2 separate regions of the Mus musculus genome follow, and region 1 is linked to region 2. A link is a loop called in an ENCODE intact Hi-C map of the cell type or tissue named here. Cell type or tissue: heart. All regions are shown on one strand.

Region 1 (8,000 bases), 120 kb after region 2:
ATAACTTGGAGACAAGGTCAAATGGCATCATTTGGGTATATATGCAGACTCTTTCATCTCTTGGGAAACCAGGTCTTGAGGAACCAGTATTAGTATTAGAACACAAGCAACATTAGGTCAACCCACTATAAGTGACTAATTTAAAAAGTCTTAAAGAAAATTATAGAAGAAAATTTCCCTAACCTAAAGAAAGAGATGCTCATGAACATACAAGAAGCCTACAGAATGGCAAATAGACTAGACCAGAAAAGAAATTCTTCCTGACACATAATACTCAAAACACCAAGTGCACTAAACAAAGAATATTGAAAGCAGTAAGGGAAAAAGGTAAAGTAACATATAAAGAAAGACCTATTATACAGATCCAAAGAGAACAGGAAGGCCAAACCAGGCTATTATACCCAGAAAACTCTCAATTACCACAGATAGAGAAACCAAAGTATTACATGAAAAAAAATGAAATTTATACAATGTCTTTCCACAAATCCAGCCCTTCAAAGGATAAGAAAGAAAAAACTCCAATACAAGGAGGGAAACTATGTCCTAGAAAAAGCAAGAAAATAATCATTCAACAAAGCTAAAAGAAGTTAGCCAAGTGAACAGAATCCCAACTCTAACAAGAAAAAAATATTAGGAAGCAACAATTACCTTTCCTTAGTTTCTCTTAATATCAATGGAATCCATTCCCCAATAAAAAGACATAGACTAATAGACTGGCTACTTAAACAGGACCCAACATTTTGCTGCACAGAGGAAACCCAAATCAGGGACAAAGACAGACACTACCTTAGAGTAAAAGTCTAGAAAAAAAATTTCCAAGCAAATGGTCCCAGGAAACAAGCTGAAGTAGCCATTCTAATATCGAATAAAATCGACTTTCACCCTAACATTATAAAAAAGACAAGGAGGGACACTTCATACTCATCAAAAGTAAAATTTACTAAGATAAACTCTCAATTCTGAACATCTATGCTTGAAATGCAAGGGCATCCACATTCATTAAAGGAATGTTAGTAAAGCTCAAATCACACAATGTACTGCATACAATAATAGTGGGAGATTTCAACACCCCACTCTCATCAATAGACAGATTATGGAAACAGAAACTTAACAGAGACACAGTGAGAGTGTAGTGGCTATTCCTGATTGTCAACTTGACTATATTTGGAATGAACTACAATCCAGAATTGGAAGGCTCACCAGTCACCGTTCTCTGGAAGCTTGGAGATAAAAGTTTCTGATCTGGACCTTGGTATGGAGATCTTGAGGCATAGTGGCTATGGATTCCAGAAGATTAAATCTCCGAGTTCAAGGTTATCTGGGATTAAAGGTGTGATGGAACACACCTCCAATCTGGGCTACACCTTTTATCTGGGATTAAGGGTGTGGTGGAACACACCTTTAATCTGGGCTACACCTTCTGCTGGAGACAATATAAGGACATTGGAAGAAGGGAGTCTTGCTCTTGCTCCTTCGCCTGCTTGCTGTGTGAGACTGAGTAACTGCTAGATCCTTGGACTTCCATTCATAGCTACAACTTAACCATTGTTGGGATTTGGACTGCAGACTATAAGTCATCAATAAATTCCCTTACTATATAGAGACTATCCATAAGTTCTGTGACTCTAGAGAACCCTAATACAGAGAGTAACAGGAGTTATGAAAGAAATGGTTTAACAGGTATCTATAGACTGACCATATAATCAGTCACTAAACAGACCTCAACAGATAAAAAAATATTGAAATAATCCCATGCGTCCTATCAGATCACTATGAATTAAGGTTGATCTTAAGTAACAACATAAATAACAGAAAGTCCACTTATACGTGGAAGATGAATAACACTCTACTCAATGATAACTTGGTCAAGAAAGAAATAAAGAAAGGAATTAAAGGCTTTTTAGAGTTTGATGAAAATGAAGCCACAACATACCCAAAATTATGGGACACAAGAAAATCAGTCCTAAGAGGAAAACTCATAGCTCCGAGTCCCTCCAAAAAGAAACTGGAGAGAGCATGCACTAGCAGCTTGACTACACAACTAAAAGCTCTAGGACTAAAGGAATCAAATAAACCCAAGAGGAGTAGAGAGCAGGAAACAATGAAACTCAAGGCTGAAATCAACCAAGTAGAAACAAAAAGAACTATTCAAAGAATCAACAAAATCCGGAGCTGGTTCTTTGAGAAAATCAACAAAATAGATAAACCCTTAGCCAGGCTAACTAGAGGGCACTTGGGACAGTATCCTAGTTAACAAAATCAGAAATGAAAAGGGGGACATAACAACAGAATCTGAGTATATCCAAAAAATCATCAGATCCTAATACAAAAGCCTATAGTCAACAAAATTAGAGAACCTGGATGAAATGTACATTTTTCTAGACAGGATCAGATTAAAGATCTAAAGAGTCCCATATCCCCTAAACAAATAGAAACAGTCATTAATAAAGAGGACCTAATTCCAATACTCCTCAAACTATCCCACAAAATAGAAACAGCAGGTACTCTACCCAGTTCGTTCCATGTAGCCACAATTACTCTGATACCTAAACCACACAAAGACCCAATAAAGAACTGCAGACCAATCTTCATTATGAGTATTGTTGTAAAAATACTCAATAAAATTCTTACAAACCTAATCTAGGAACAAATCAAAAGCATCATCCACCATAATCAAGTAGGCAGGGATGGAGGGATGGTTCAATATATGGAAATCCATCCATGTAATTCACTATGAAAACAAACTAAAAAAAAAAAAAAAAAAACACATGATCATCTTGTTAGATGCGGAGAAAGCATTTGACAAAATCTAACACCCATTCATGATAAAAGTCTTGGAAAGATCAGGAATTCGAGACCCATAACCTAAACATGATAAAAGCAATCTACAGGACACCAGTAGCCAACATCAAAGTAAATGGTGAGAAGCTGGAAGCAATCCCACTAAAATCAGGGACTAGACAAGACTGCCCACTCTCTCCCTTGCTATTCAATAAAGTACTTGAAGTCCTAGCCAGAGCAATTAAATAACAAATGGAGATCAAAGCGATCCAAATTGGAAAGGAAGAAGTCAAAATATCACTATTTACAGATGATATGATAGTATACATAAATGACCCCCCCAATTCCACCTGAGAACTCCTAAAACTGATAAACAATTTCAGTGAAGTAGCTAGATATGAAATTAACTCCAAAAAAAGACCAACAAAAAGAACAAAGCAAAACAAAAAACAAACAAACAAAAAACCAGTGGCCTTCCTCTACACAAAGGACAAGAGGAAAAACAGGCTGAGAAAGAAATTAGGGAAACAACACCCTTCACAATAGTCACAATAGTCACAAATAATATAAAATACCTTGATGTGAATCTAACAAAGCAAGTGAAAAATCAATATGATAAGAACTTCAAGTCTCTGAAGAAAGAAGTGGAAGAAGATCTCAGAAGTTGAAAAGATCTCCCATGCTCATAGTTTGGCAGGATTAATATAGGAAAATTGGGCATATTGCCTAAAGCTATCTATCAATTCAATGCAATTACCAGCAAAATTTCAACTCAGTTCTTCATAGATTTAGAAAGAGTAATTTCCAAATTCATCTGGAATAACAAAAAGTTCAGGATAGTGAAAACTATTCTCAACAATAAAAAAACTTCTGGTGGAATTACCATCCCTGACCTCAAGCTGTACTACTGTTGTGATAAAAAACTGCATGGTATTGGTACAGCAACAGACAGGTAGATCAATGGAACAGAATTGAAGACCCAGAAATGAACCCACACACATATGGTCACTTGATCTTTGACAAAGGAGCTAAAACTATCCACTGGGGGGAATAAAAAAAAAAAAAAAAAAAGACAGCACTCTCAACAAATGGTGCTGGCTCAACTGGTGGATAGCATATAGAAGAAGGCAAATCTACTCATTCTTATCTCCTTGTATAATGATCAAATCCAAGTGGATCAAGGACCTTCACATATAACCAGATACACTGAAACTTATAGAAGAGAAAGTGGCAAAGAACATATGGACATAGGGGGAAAAAATTCCTGAACAGAAAGAACACCGATGACTTGTGAGGTAAGATCAAGAATTGACAAGTGGAACCTCATAAAATTACAAAGCTTCTGTAAGGCAAAGGACACTGACAATAAGACAAAAATTCAGCAATTCTAGCAATACCAGTCCTGGGCATATACCTAGAAGATGTTCCAACATGTAACAAGGACACATGCTCTACTATTTTCATAGCAGCCTTATTTATAATAGTCAGAAGCTGGAAAGAACCCAGATGTTCCTTAACAGAGGAATGGATACAGTAAATGTGGTCCATTTACACAATGGAGTACTATGCAGCTATTAAAAACAATGAATTTATGAATTTCTTAGGCAAATGGATGGTATATCATCCCAAGTGAGTTAACCCAATCACAAAAGAACACACATGATATACACGTACCAATATGTGGATATTAGCCCAGAAGCCCAGAAGCTTAGAATACTCAAGATAAAATTAACAAACCACATGAAACTCAAGAAGAATGAAGACCATAGTGTGGATACTTCTATCTGTCTTAAAAGGGGGAAATAAAACACCCATACAAGGAGTTATAGAGACAAAGTGTGGTTTAGAGACCCAAGAAATGACCATCAAGAGACTTACTCACCTGGGGAACAATCCCATTTACAATCACCAAACCTAGACACTGTTGTGGATGCCAACAAGTGTTTGCTGACAGGAGCCTGATATAGCTGTCTCCTGAGAGCCTCTGCCAGTGCCTGACAAATACAGAGGTGGATGCTCACAGCCATCCAGTGGGCTGAGCATAGGATCCCAAATGAAGGAGCTAGAGAAAGTACCCAAGGAGCTGAAGGGGTTTGCAGCCCCATAGGAAGAACAACAATATGAACTAGCCAGTACCCCCAGAGCTCCCAGGGACTAAACCACCTACCAAAAAAGCACACACAGTGGGACTCATGGCTCCAGCTGCTTATGCAATAGAGGATGTCCTAGTTGGTCATCAATGAGAGGAAAGGCCCTTTGTCCTATGAAGGCTATATGCCCCAGTGTGGGAGAATGCCATGGCCAGGAAGAAGGAGTGGGGGTGGTTGGTGAGCAGGGAGAGTGGGGAGGAAATAGGGGGAGAGTGTTTTTAGGAGGGGAAACCAAGAAAAGTGATAACATTAGAAATGTAAATAAGGAAAATATCCAATAAAAAAAAAGCTTAAAGTATCTGAAGAAAGAAATCAAAGAAGATCTCAGAACATGGGAAGATCTCTCATGATCATGGATTGGCAGGAATAATATAGTAAAAATGTCTATCTTGCTGAAAGCAATCTACAGATTCAATGTAATTCCCATCACAATTCCAACTTCACAGAGTTAGAAAGGGCAATTTTCAAATTCATCCACAATAACAAAAAACCCTAAGAAAGCAAAAACTATTCTCAACAATAAAAGAACCTCTGGTGGAATCACCATCACTGACCTAAAGCTGTACTACAGAGCAACTGTGATAAAAACTGCATGGTACTGTTATAGTGACAGACAGGTAGAATATCTTTTCAATAAGTGGAATAGAATTGAAGACCCAGTATTGAATCAAGATCAAGTGACCCGCCCATCTGTGGTCACTTGATCTTTCACAAAGAAGCAAACACCATCCAGTAGAACAAAGACTTCATTTTTAACAAATGGTGCTGGCTCAACTGAGGGTTAGCATGTAGAAGAATGGGAATTGATCCATTCATATCTCCTCTTACAAAGCTCAAGTCTAAGTGGATCAAGGAACTCCACATAAAACCAGAGACACTGAAACATATAGAAGAGAAAGGGGGGAAGAGCCTTGAATATATGGGCAGGGGATATTTCCTGAACAGAACACCAATGGCTTGTGCTGTGAGATCAAGAATTGACAAATGGGACCTCATAAAATCGCAAAGCTTCTGTAAGGCAAAGGATGCTGACAATAAGACAAAAGAGTCCACCAACTTTTTAGGGTAGAGAGCTAAACAAAGAATTCTCAACTAATGAATACTGAGTGGTTGAGAAACACCTAAAAAAATGTTCAGCATAATTTAGTCATCAGGGAAATGGAAATCAAAACAACTCTGGGATTCTACCTCACACCAGTAAGAATGGCTAAGATCAAAAACTCAGGTGACAGCAGATGCTGGTGAGAATGTGGAGAAAGAAGAACATTCCTCCATTGCTGGTGGCAATGCAAGTTTGTACAACCACTCTGGAAATCAGTTTGGCAGTTCCTCAAAAAATTGGATGTAGTACTACCTGAGGACCCAGCAATACCAGTCCTGGGCATATACCCAGAAGATGTTCCAACATGTAATAAGGCCACATGCTCCACTATGCTCATAGCAGCCTTATTTATAATAGTCAGAGGCTAGAAAGTACCAAGATGTCCCTCAACAGAGGAATGGATACAGAAATTGTGGTACATTTACACAATGGAGTGCTATGCCTGTATTAAAAACAATGAATTTATGAAATTCTTAGACAAATGGATGGATCTGGAGTATATCACCCTAAGTAAGGTAACCCAATCACAAAAGAACAAACATGATATGCACTCACTGATAAGTGGATATTAGCTCAGAAGCTCAGAGTACCCAAGATACAATTTGCAAAATGAAACTCAAGAAGGAAGACCAAATTGTAGACACTTTGCTCCTTCTTAGAAGGGGGAACAAAATACCCATTGAAGGAGTTATAGATACAAAGTTCAGAGCAGAGACTGCCCTCCTTGGGATCCATTCTATAAATAACCATGAAAACCAGACACTGTTGTGGATACAAATAAGAGCTTGCTGACAGGAGCCTGATATAGCTGTCTCATGAGAGGCTCTGCCAGAACCTGACAAATACAGAAGTGGATGCTCACAGCTACCCATTGGGCTGAGCATAGGATTCCAAATGAAGGAGGTAGAGAAAGTACCCAAGGAGCTGAAGGAGTTTGCAGCCCCATAGGATGAACAATATGGACTAAACAGTACCCCCAGAGCTCCCTGGGAGTAAACCACCACTCAACGAAAGCACATGGTGGGACTCATTGCTCTAGCTACATATGTAGCAGAGGATGGTCTACTGGGTCATCAATGGGAAGAGAGGCCCTTGGTTCTATGAATGTCCTATACCCCAGTATAGAGGAATGCCAGGGTCAGGAAGTAGGAGTGGGTGGGATGGTGAATACTGGTAAGTGGGAGGGGAAAGGAGATTTTTGGAGGGGAAACTAGGAAAGGGGAAAGCATTTGAAATGTAAATAAAGAAAATATCTAATAAAAAATTAAAACAAAAAAAAGAGAAAGAGCTGGGTGTGGTGGTGCACACCTTTAATCCCAGCACTTTGGAGGCAGAGGCAGGAGGATTTCTGAGTTCGAGGCCAGTCTGGTCTACAAAGTGAGTTTCAGCTAGGGCTATACAGAGAAATACAACCTCAGAAAAAAACAAATTATAATAATAAAGAAAAAATTCAAACCAACCAAATAACCAACCAACCAACCAACCACAAAGAAATGAAGGAACCAGGTCATTCATAAGAAATGAAATATAAAGTAGGCCTTTACAAAAAAAGAAAGAAAGAAAGAATGGCAGCCTGGGAGGAGGATACCATCTAGACTTAAAAAAATAGATTAAAGATAATTAAAGAAATAGAGATATTTTTATTAAAAATAGGTTCTTATAGCATACATTTTACCTTGATTTTAGTTTCTCATACTTCTTCTCCTTCCAATTTCTTCCCCAACTCCCCAGCCATTTGTTGCGGTAAATCTCCTCCCAAATATGCCCTGGCAATGAAAACAGAACACAGTTTATATGATTACTTGCTGCGTGCCTAGATTGGGCAGATCAACTGCTATACTACCATCTTCCACAGCTTTTGAGACCCCTTAGAACTGTGGTTTCTCCAGGCCGTGTGCTTCTGCTATGCTTTTCTTCTTCTTCCTCCTCCTCTGCATCCTCTCCCTCTTCCATTTTCTCCTTCTTCT
Region 2 (8,000 bases):
TTCGTTTCTGTGAAACCCCTTTTTTCAAAACCACATGAACTCTGTTAAATGGTTTCATGGTGTCACTTCTTTTTCTTCCTTTTACGTGTTTGTTATATGTGTGCAGGTGCATGACACATGTGTTTGTATGCATATGAAAGCCAGAGGTCACTTTCAGCCCCTATCCTTCCTTATTTTGAGACATCGTCTTTCTATGAATCTGGAACTCACTGAGTTGGCTGGACAGAGAGAGCTTCATCCTCCAGTGTCAGGATTTAAAATACCCAACCGTTCCACTTAGATTGTACACAGCTGTGGAGGTTCAAACTAAGGTACTCAGGTTTACCCAAAAGTACATTACAGATTACACGCTGTCTCCAGCTCCACCAACTTTTCATGTGTGCCAAAATACCAACACTCAGATCCTGACTCTACTTCTCATTCTGAACTATATCACATGGGAAAAGTCACATTATATAGAGTACAGCCTATCTAGGGCTAGCTAGGAAATAGTGATTTCAATAGCATGTTCTAGAATCAAAGAAAACAACATAATTAATGGCAGATAGGCTTTGTCTTCTGTGTTTTTCTCTTCAGTGGCTCACATCCTAAGTGTGTGGCTCTGTACCTATTCATCCATATCCAAACACACACACACACACACACACACACACACACACACACACACACACACAATTCATGAACAAAGAAGCTATAAGTTTGAATGAGAACACACCTGAGCATATGGGAGGGAGGAGGTAGAAGGGTTTAAAAATGTAATTTAATGGTAATTTCAAAAATGAAAGAAATCTTCTTTTAAAGTCCCTTCTTGATTTTCCTACCATATGTTTCTTTCTTTAGAAGCACGCCTTTAATCCCAGCACTCGTGAGGCAGAGACAGGTGTATTTCTGAGTTCGAGACCAGCCTGGTCTACAAAGTGAGTTCCAGGACAGCCAGGGCTACACAGAGAAACCCTGTTTCAAAAAAAAAAAAAAAAAAAAGTTAGGTTATGGACCTAGTGATCCAATATTCTCCATGGACTTACCTCAAGGTTGCATGACTTTTCATAACTTATTTGGTAATAAAAGACAGTGCTATAGGTATATCAGATTGGACTTCAAGATGTTTGTTATACAGACTAAATCAGTTCGTGATAATTGAGCCTAAGTATCATAATCACTAAATAAGTCCCAGCTCTTGGGACAGCTGTGCCTTATCTTTCTCCTGAAAAGCTCATGTAGACAGAAAAACTGTTTTGTTGTGTTTTTTCCTTTTTCTTTTCTCATAAATATGGTTAAACATGACTTTCTCTTCTTAAAACAGTGACAGTGAACTTTGGCTTCAGTAGTGCTGTTAGGAAATGAGTACAGGAGAAAGCAAGCCAGCCTGGAAGCCACTCTCTTCCATTATTCATGCATCATGCACATGAAAGTGAGGAACGAATGGAGAAATCCATTTGTTTACTTTCTGGTTATGAGTCAGATTTTAAGGCCCTGAGTGGGAGGACACTAATGTACAACACTAACTCACACTCTTCCTTTACATTCCAACAAAGACTTAATGTTTCTTTAGGATGTTTACAGACAACATTTTCAGACTATTTTGAGTTGGAGTGAGAGAAGATGCTCAAGAGATTGGCTGAATGCAGAGTAGGCTACTTTATTCAGACCTGCATATGGTCTTAGGAATGAAGAGAACATTTTGTCTTTTTCATTTATTCTGTAAACACGGATAGTTACAGAAAGCTACCAGTGTTCTTGTTTTACAGGTAGGCAACATAAATTAATCCCTTTTTATTCAGAGAAAACATTATCCTGAATTTTTCTAAGTTAAAACACTGTATTTGAAAAAAAATTCTGCAGAGTTATCTGCACACATCCCTCCAGTTAACCCCTGATGTATTTGGCATTAATAGTCCCCTAAGAGATAGATAACAGTGGACATAGTCTCCAGAATGAAGGGGGAATGTGTTTTCCTACTTACCTCAATTATATTTTTGAAATATTTTTTTCTTTCCTCCTTGTCTGACAAGCTCCCGTATTCTAATTTTACGTCAGTTGTGGTCTTCTCCTGAGAGCTTTTTCTTAGCTCTTCATCCCTCCAAAGACACGTTTTATAGGGTTGATGCTACTCCAACCTTTAGGGAACCTAACATCAACTTGGCATTTAAGATGATAATTAAGCCTCTGCCAGGATAGTTGCATGTAGAAAGAAGGCAGAACATGAGTCAATAAAACACTTCCAACAGTGTAGAGAAGGAGTTAAGTTCTTTAAGGGGGAGTCTCCTGAGAAAGCCTTGCATTCAGTAATTGATATCTACTCCACAGTTTCCCCACTTCTTCCCTGACTGTGTTTGCTAGGGTTGTTATGGACTTCACTATATAATTTTCTCCACCCTTGTTGAGTTTGTCCTGCCCAGATATAATGTATTTACAAGCCCTCCCATGTAAGTGGAATAGTTATTTTCCTACTTCAGTGATGAAACATTATGGTTTCTTTGACGCTGTGATTGCAGATGTTTAGAATCCTGGTACCAGGAGGGACCAGGTGCAGAGAGTAGTGTCAGCAGTGGAGGGATTTAATTTTGAATCACAAATAGCAAGCAGAGATAGTAGCATCCTTTTGTCAACTTAAACCCAGCACTCATTGACATACTTTTCTCAGCAAGGCAAAGCCTCTTAACAAAGATACACTACTTGGGGGCCAAGTTAGTATTCAAAAGCCTGAGATCTATAGAAAACATTTCAATTAAACCACCCCAGCAAACCTGTATATTTACAGTAATCAAAAATTTTGCCTTAATAATTTTTGAATCCATGGTGCATGGTCCTTAGCAAAAGGTCTGACATACAATTCGTGTTATCTCTTTCAGTCACTCTCTCTTTCTCTCTTTTAATCCATCATGCATACACACACACACACACACACACACACACACACACACACACACAAAAACATGTTTCATTATAGCATTTTTATATGTGTGTGCCATTATACTTTGTTCTCTTTTTCTTTTCACTGAATTTATTCTTTTATATGTTAACAACTTTTATTATCTAACAGATACAGACACAATTCTGCTTACTTATTTATATGAAATAGAATACTCAATTTCACCTACAAATCATCTTCTACCTTCTTTATATTTTGATCATATTGATGATTTAAACAATTAATGCAGAGTCAAAGCTTCTTTGCACAACATGGGAGATGAAAGACATAATGAGAGAATTTATTTTTCAAAGAAAGTTTGCATGTTCAATGTGGACTGGTTCTTAGCACTCTGCAGTCTTTTCCAGCATGATACCCTTAACATGAATAAAAGACATTATTAATGAGTGTGCCGCAAACACACCTCTTTGTCAAACTATGAGCCCTGAATGCAATGCTAGAATTTTTATTTTAATATAAATTTTTCTTCCATTAGTTTGTGGGCACATGTATGTGGGTGTATATGCACTTATACATAGGACAAATCACAATTCCAGGTGTTTTCTCAACTGATTTTTTTGAATATCTAGCTGAACCTAGAGCTCCTTGGCTCTACTATGGTGACTGGGTAGCAATCCCCAGGGATCTTTTTGTGTTTACCCTTCCTGGGTGCTGGGATGACAAGCCCATGTCTCCTCTCCTGGGATCAAACTCAGATCCTCAGGGTTGGACAGCAAAAAATGATTGATGACTTTCTCTATCTCATCTCAATGCTATGTTATATGGAGGTAATCTTTTATATTATTTTTTCTGTTTTTCTTTCAAAATATTTGCCTCTCTCTCTCTCTCTCTCTCTCTCTCTCTCTCTGTGTGTGTGTGTGTGTGTGTGTGTGTGTGTGTGTGTGTGTGTATCTGTAGGCAATTAGAATGCATTGGAATCCTTGAAACTGGAGTCATCTAAGGTTTTAAACTGACACATGGGTGCTGGGAAACAAATCTTAGTGCACTGTAAGAGCACAAGTGTAATTAACTTCTAATTCATCTAGCTAGCCTCTCAGCCTCATTTTAAAATACACCATTAAAATATAAAAGAATGTGTTTCATTATTATATTTTCATAAATAAGTTTCATTACTGTCTGCTATACTTCTCCCTTTCACTACATCTAAACTTTTAAAACATTTACTCATTTTTTTTAATGTGTGAGGGTTTAGTGCCAATGCAACTTTTTTTTTCCAAATCCTATTTTTAATGTTTTTTATAGCTCCCTTCTAGCCTACCACCCACCAGAGGTAGTAGAAAAGAAAGGCTATGGGGGAAGTGAACCTGTTTAAAAATGGTTCTTTGGAGCAAATCCCATTTGTGTTGTCAGTTCACTTCACAGGTCAGATGTGACAGCTCAGCTCAAGCCACTCTATCCACTGGTAAACACTTGAGGGATACAGCAGTAGTCCAGTTCACTAGAGTTGGGATGGCAGCAGTGGTGGCATGACCTCACCGGAACAGCCAGGTCTCAGCCCAGTCAGTATGAGTCAGCAAGCAAGACCAGTGTGCACAGGAACTGCAGGAAAAGTTCTCAGCTGTGCCTCTCTCCATGAAGAGAATATCAACAGTGATGAGAGACCAACAAGTGTTGCAAAGCTAGCTCTTTATATAGCAACCCTATCCCAGCCTAGTAAAGTCAAGCCAAGCCAAGCCAAGCCAAGCCAAGCCAAGCCAAGCCAAGCCAAGCCAAGCCAAGCCAAGCCAAGCCAAACCAAGCCAAACCAAGCCAAACCAAGCCAAGCCAAGAAAGCTATAACTGTCACTGTTTGTCAAATACTCCCTCCAAACATCAAGTGACTTCCAGGGTTCTTGCCTCAGCATGTGACTCTTAGCAAAACTCCATGTGAGTCTGTCTCAGCTGATATCACTCTGCCAATCAGTCTGAGTAAACCACAGGAAGTTTTTTGGTACATTTCTCTCTATGGAGTCCTGAAAAATGGAGCTCAACTATGCAATGTATGTTGTTAGTGAAGAATCCCTTGTCACATGTCATTTCATGTGGTTGCACTCTCAGAACATCCTTTCACCTGTATCTGCTTCAGTGAAACATTCTTTCATGTGTTTGCCCCAGCAAAACACCATCCAACACAACTGAATTTCCAAAGAACCCTTAAGTTTTCACTTCATTCAACAGGACAAATGTAGAGGTCACAACTTGGTGGCATCATTTCTCTTGTTCAACCATGTGGGTCCTAGCAACACAACTCTAGACCTTCACCTTGGTGATAAACACTGAGTTATCTTTTTAGCCTACAACTCAGGTCTTATATGTTATCAGTTAGTAATGAAATAAATACATTTATTTGTGACTTACCTAAGCTATAACCCAATCTCACCAAGGATTTGGCTCAGTGATGGTGAAATTACTACTATGTATACATTTTTTGCATAAAGTCAAAATTGGCTTTATTACATGCCACTAATCTATATTGAATTTAAATATGCATGGTCCCAGTTGAACTGTTCTTAAAAGGATAAAAATAAAATAAAACTTTAAAAAAAAACTTAAACAAAATCGCTCACAAGATTTTCTGTTCCAAAGACTAAAGATCTCTTTGTGCTTATTTGTTCCATTATTTAACTAATGGAATACAACAAATCATAGTGCTAACAGAGGAGGTGCTAGGAGTATAATAATTTTGTTATTAGATCTCTGAAAGAATGATTCGAATGCATCAAATAAATATTTAGTTGAAAGTTCCTCAGTTAAAAAAAAAACTAAAAATAACTTTGTATGAGTGTTTAAGTTAGTGCTTGTAGCAAAACCTTAGACATTATAGCTACCAAATAATAAAGTTATTTATATTGTAATAAATGCAAATTCATGATGAATAGAATTTATAACATTTTATCCCCATAATAACTCAAAAGAAACTAATACGATTTTTTATTTTAATAACAGAAATATATAAGGATGATACACGATAGCATGTATACAATTTGTTCCCTAGATTTATTTACATATTTGTGTTTGGAGAGGGTGTAGGGCACACCTGTATACCCAATACTAAGAAAGAGAGGGATGGATATATTGTACCATGTATGGAATTCTCAAAAATCAAACTAATGATTTTTTTTTTACCAGTATTAGTCTCGAAATTCAGTAGTATTAATTGTCCATGTCCCTGATGGTATAGAGCCTAGTTTGCTTTATTTGTAGATTTTCTGTGAACCCTGAAGCAGAGTGATTGTTAAATTTAAGACTGTATCCCAATAATGATAAAGTTTGCTAACATCGCCATGATAGTAGTAGAAAGAAATGGTTTGTTGTTGGCATGCCTATCTGTTTTCTGCTATGGACTATTTACTTTTTAGAAGCCAATGTATAAGTGCTGTAAATTAAGCTGCAAAACTATGCATTATTGGGAACTTTAATAAAGGACAATCTATGAACTTTTTGCTTTTTTTTTCTAAAGATGTTTTAGAATATGTACACTATGACCTTCACTATCTTCAGATTTGCCAGTTGTGTGCAAGTCAAGAGTCTATGGACAATGAGTGACTCCTGTGATAGTTTCCAATTACCACAATTGTATTATACATTATGTTACTCTGTAAGTTTTGGGATTCATTCATTTGATTTGTGTGGCTCCCCTCCCTAACCCAAATAGTAAAAGAACAAGATGTGATTGTTTTGAAGGGTCAAAATGGGCTTTATTAATCATCTACTGCATGTCAGGGTCATCATGGTCACTTGTGCATACTGTGTGGTATAATGGGATAGCTAGACTCTTTATATTTACCACTGGGAATTTTAGACTTTGGAAAGGAGACTTTTCAAAAGGATGTAATTAAGTCCTCAGATAATAATGACAGATTGGTCATTCAGAATCTCATATCTGTTTTGTCTATAAAATGCATATATTTTCTGCTAAGACCTAATTCCTGCACCAGACCAAATTTTTTTTCAGCAGTTGCTTGTTGTGTTTTTATTTTACCTACAATCTTGACTAAAGACTATCTATAAAAATGACTCTCCATTTTGTGTGTACTTCAGGAAAATCACTCATTTTTTGACCATTTATAATACTGAGTTCTGCAATAACGTCCAGCTTCATTATGTTTTGAGCACACTTTCCCTGTGAACATCTTTTCAGGGGTTAAATTAATAACCCCACTGGGAAGGTGCTTTTTCTGACTTTCTCTTAAACAGAAACAGCCCATCAAGATCTGGCTAACATGAAATTTCTTCTCATGCCTTGGAGAGTTATAGAAAGTTAGAATGGCTATATATGTGAACTGCTAGGACCTGGCTAAAAATAAGAATGGATATGGTGACACCTGTTTTTGACATGGAACAAACACTAAAGATCAAAGGTTAATTTAGATTAGGACTGACTTGGTAAGGTCTATGTCCTGTTTGACCCCATGATACAAAACAATTCCTTTGGCTCATCATGAGAATCGCATGCTTCTTAGATGGATCCTTCCCTCCTGTGTCAGCAGGTCTTAGGGGTTTCCATCTGCTTCCTAAGTGAAGTGGGAACGCTTTTTTACTTTAGATAATGAGACAGGATGTCATAGGTGATAGAGTGCCTCCAAAGTTGATTTCACCTTCATCTGTGCTTTCTGTTCGAGAATAGACTAGCTCATTTTCCTACTTTGTACTAATACCATTAAACATGATAATTGCAAACCAAGTGACTTCTGGCAGTCACTAATTTCTTACATCAGTTACACATAAAGAGAACAGATGGAAACAGTTGCAAGACTCAGAGGCTTCCGTATTTTTCTCTGTTAGCAGGGATAAGCACCCACGGGATTTATGATTTTGATTTCACTACCTTCTGGATCACATCCAAAGACATCTCTCCTGTGTTCCTGCAGGATCAGAGGTATCTTTCATTTGCACAGAAACTTTCTCCAAGGTGAGATAAGGTCAGAACCTCAGGAGAGCTTAACCCAGGGGTGCTTGTTGATGGTTATAGCAATGGTGAATACCTCGCTTTGACTTCATCTGACCTCCTGTATCTCCTGCTGTCTTTTCACAGCTAGTTCCCATATAGGCTATTCCGATGCCCAGTGTCTTTTGATTGTTTAGAAAG

What was found. Peaks named below come from ENCODE experiments on the same cell type or tissue, not always from the same donor. Only the 100,000 strongest peaks of a DNase experiment are listed, where the experiment ranks them.
Region 1: it touches region 2 in a loop (2.5-fold over the local background); 2 of 42 quality-filtered maps call a loop at or near these places.

The regions. Positions count from the first base shown.
Region 1 is chr8:99,560,780-99,568,779 of GRCm38, forward strand. The region is part of intron 1 of A330008L17Rik (RIKEN cDNA A330008L17 gene); the gene reads left to right. Among named protein-coding and RNA genes, the nearest start is that of A330008L17Rik, 150 kb to the left of the region's middle. In heart, no CTCF peak of the experiment used is centred here; no DNase peak of the experiment used is centred here.
Region 2 is chr8:99,442,218-99,450,217 of GRCm38, forward strand. All of the region lies in intron 1 of A330008L17Rik (RIKEN cDNA A330008L17 gene), which reads left to right. Among named protein-coding and RNA genes, the nearest start is that of A330008L17Rik, 30 kb to the left of the region's middle. In heart, no CTCF peak of the experiment used is centred here; a DNase peak (open chromatin) is centred at 4,454.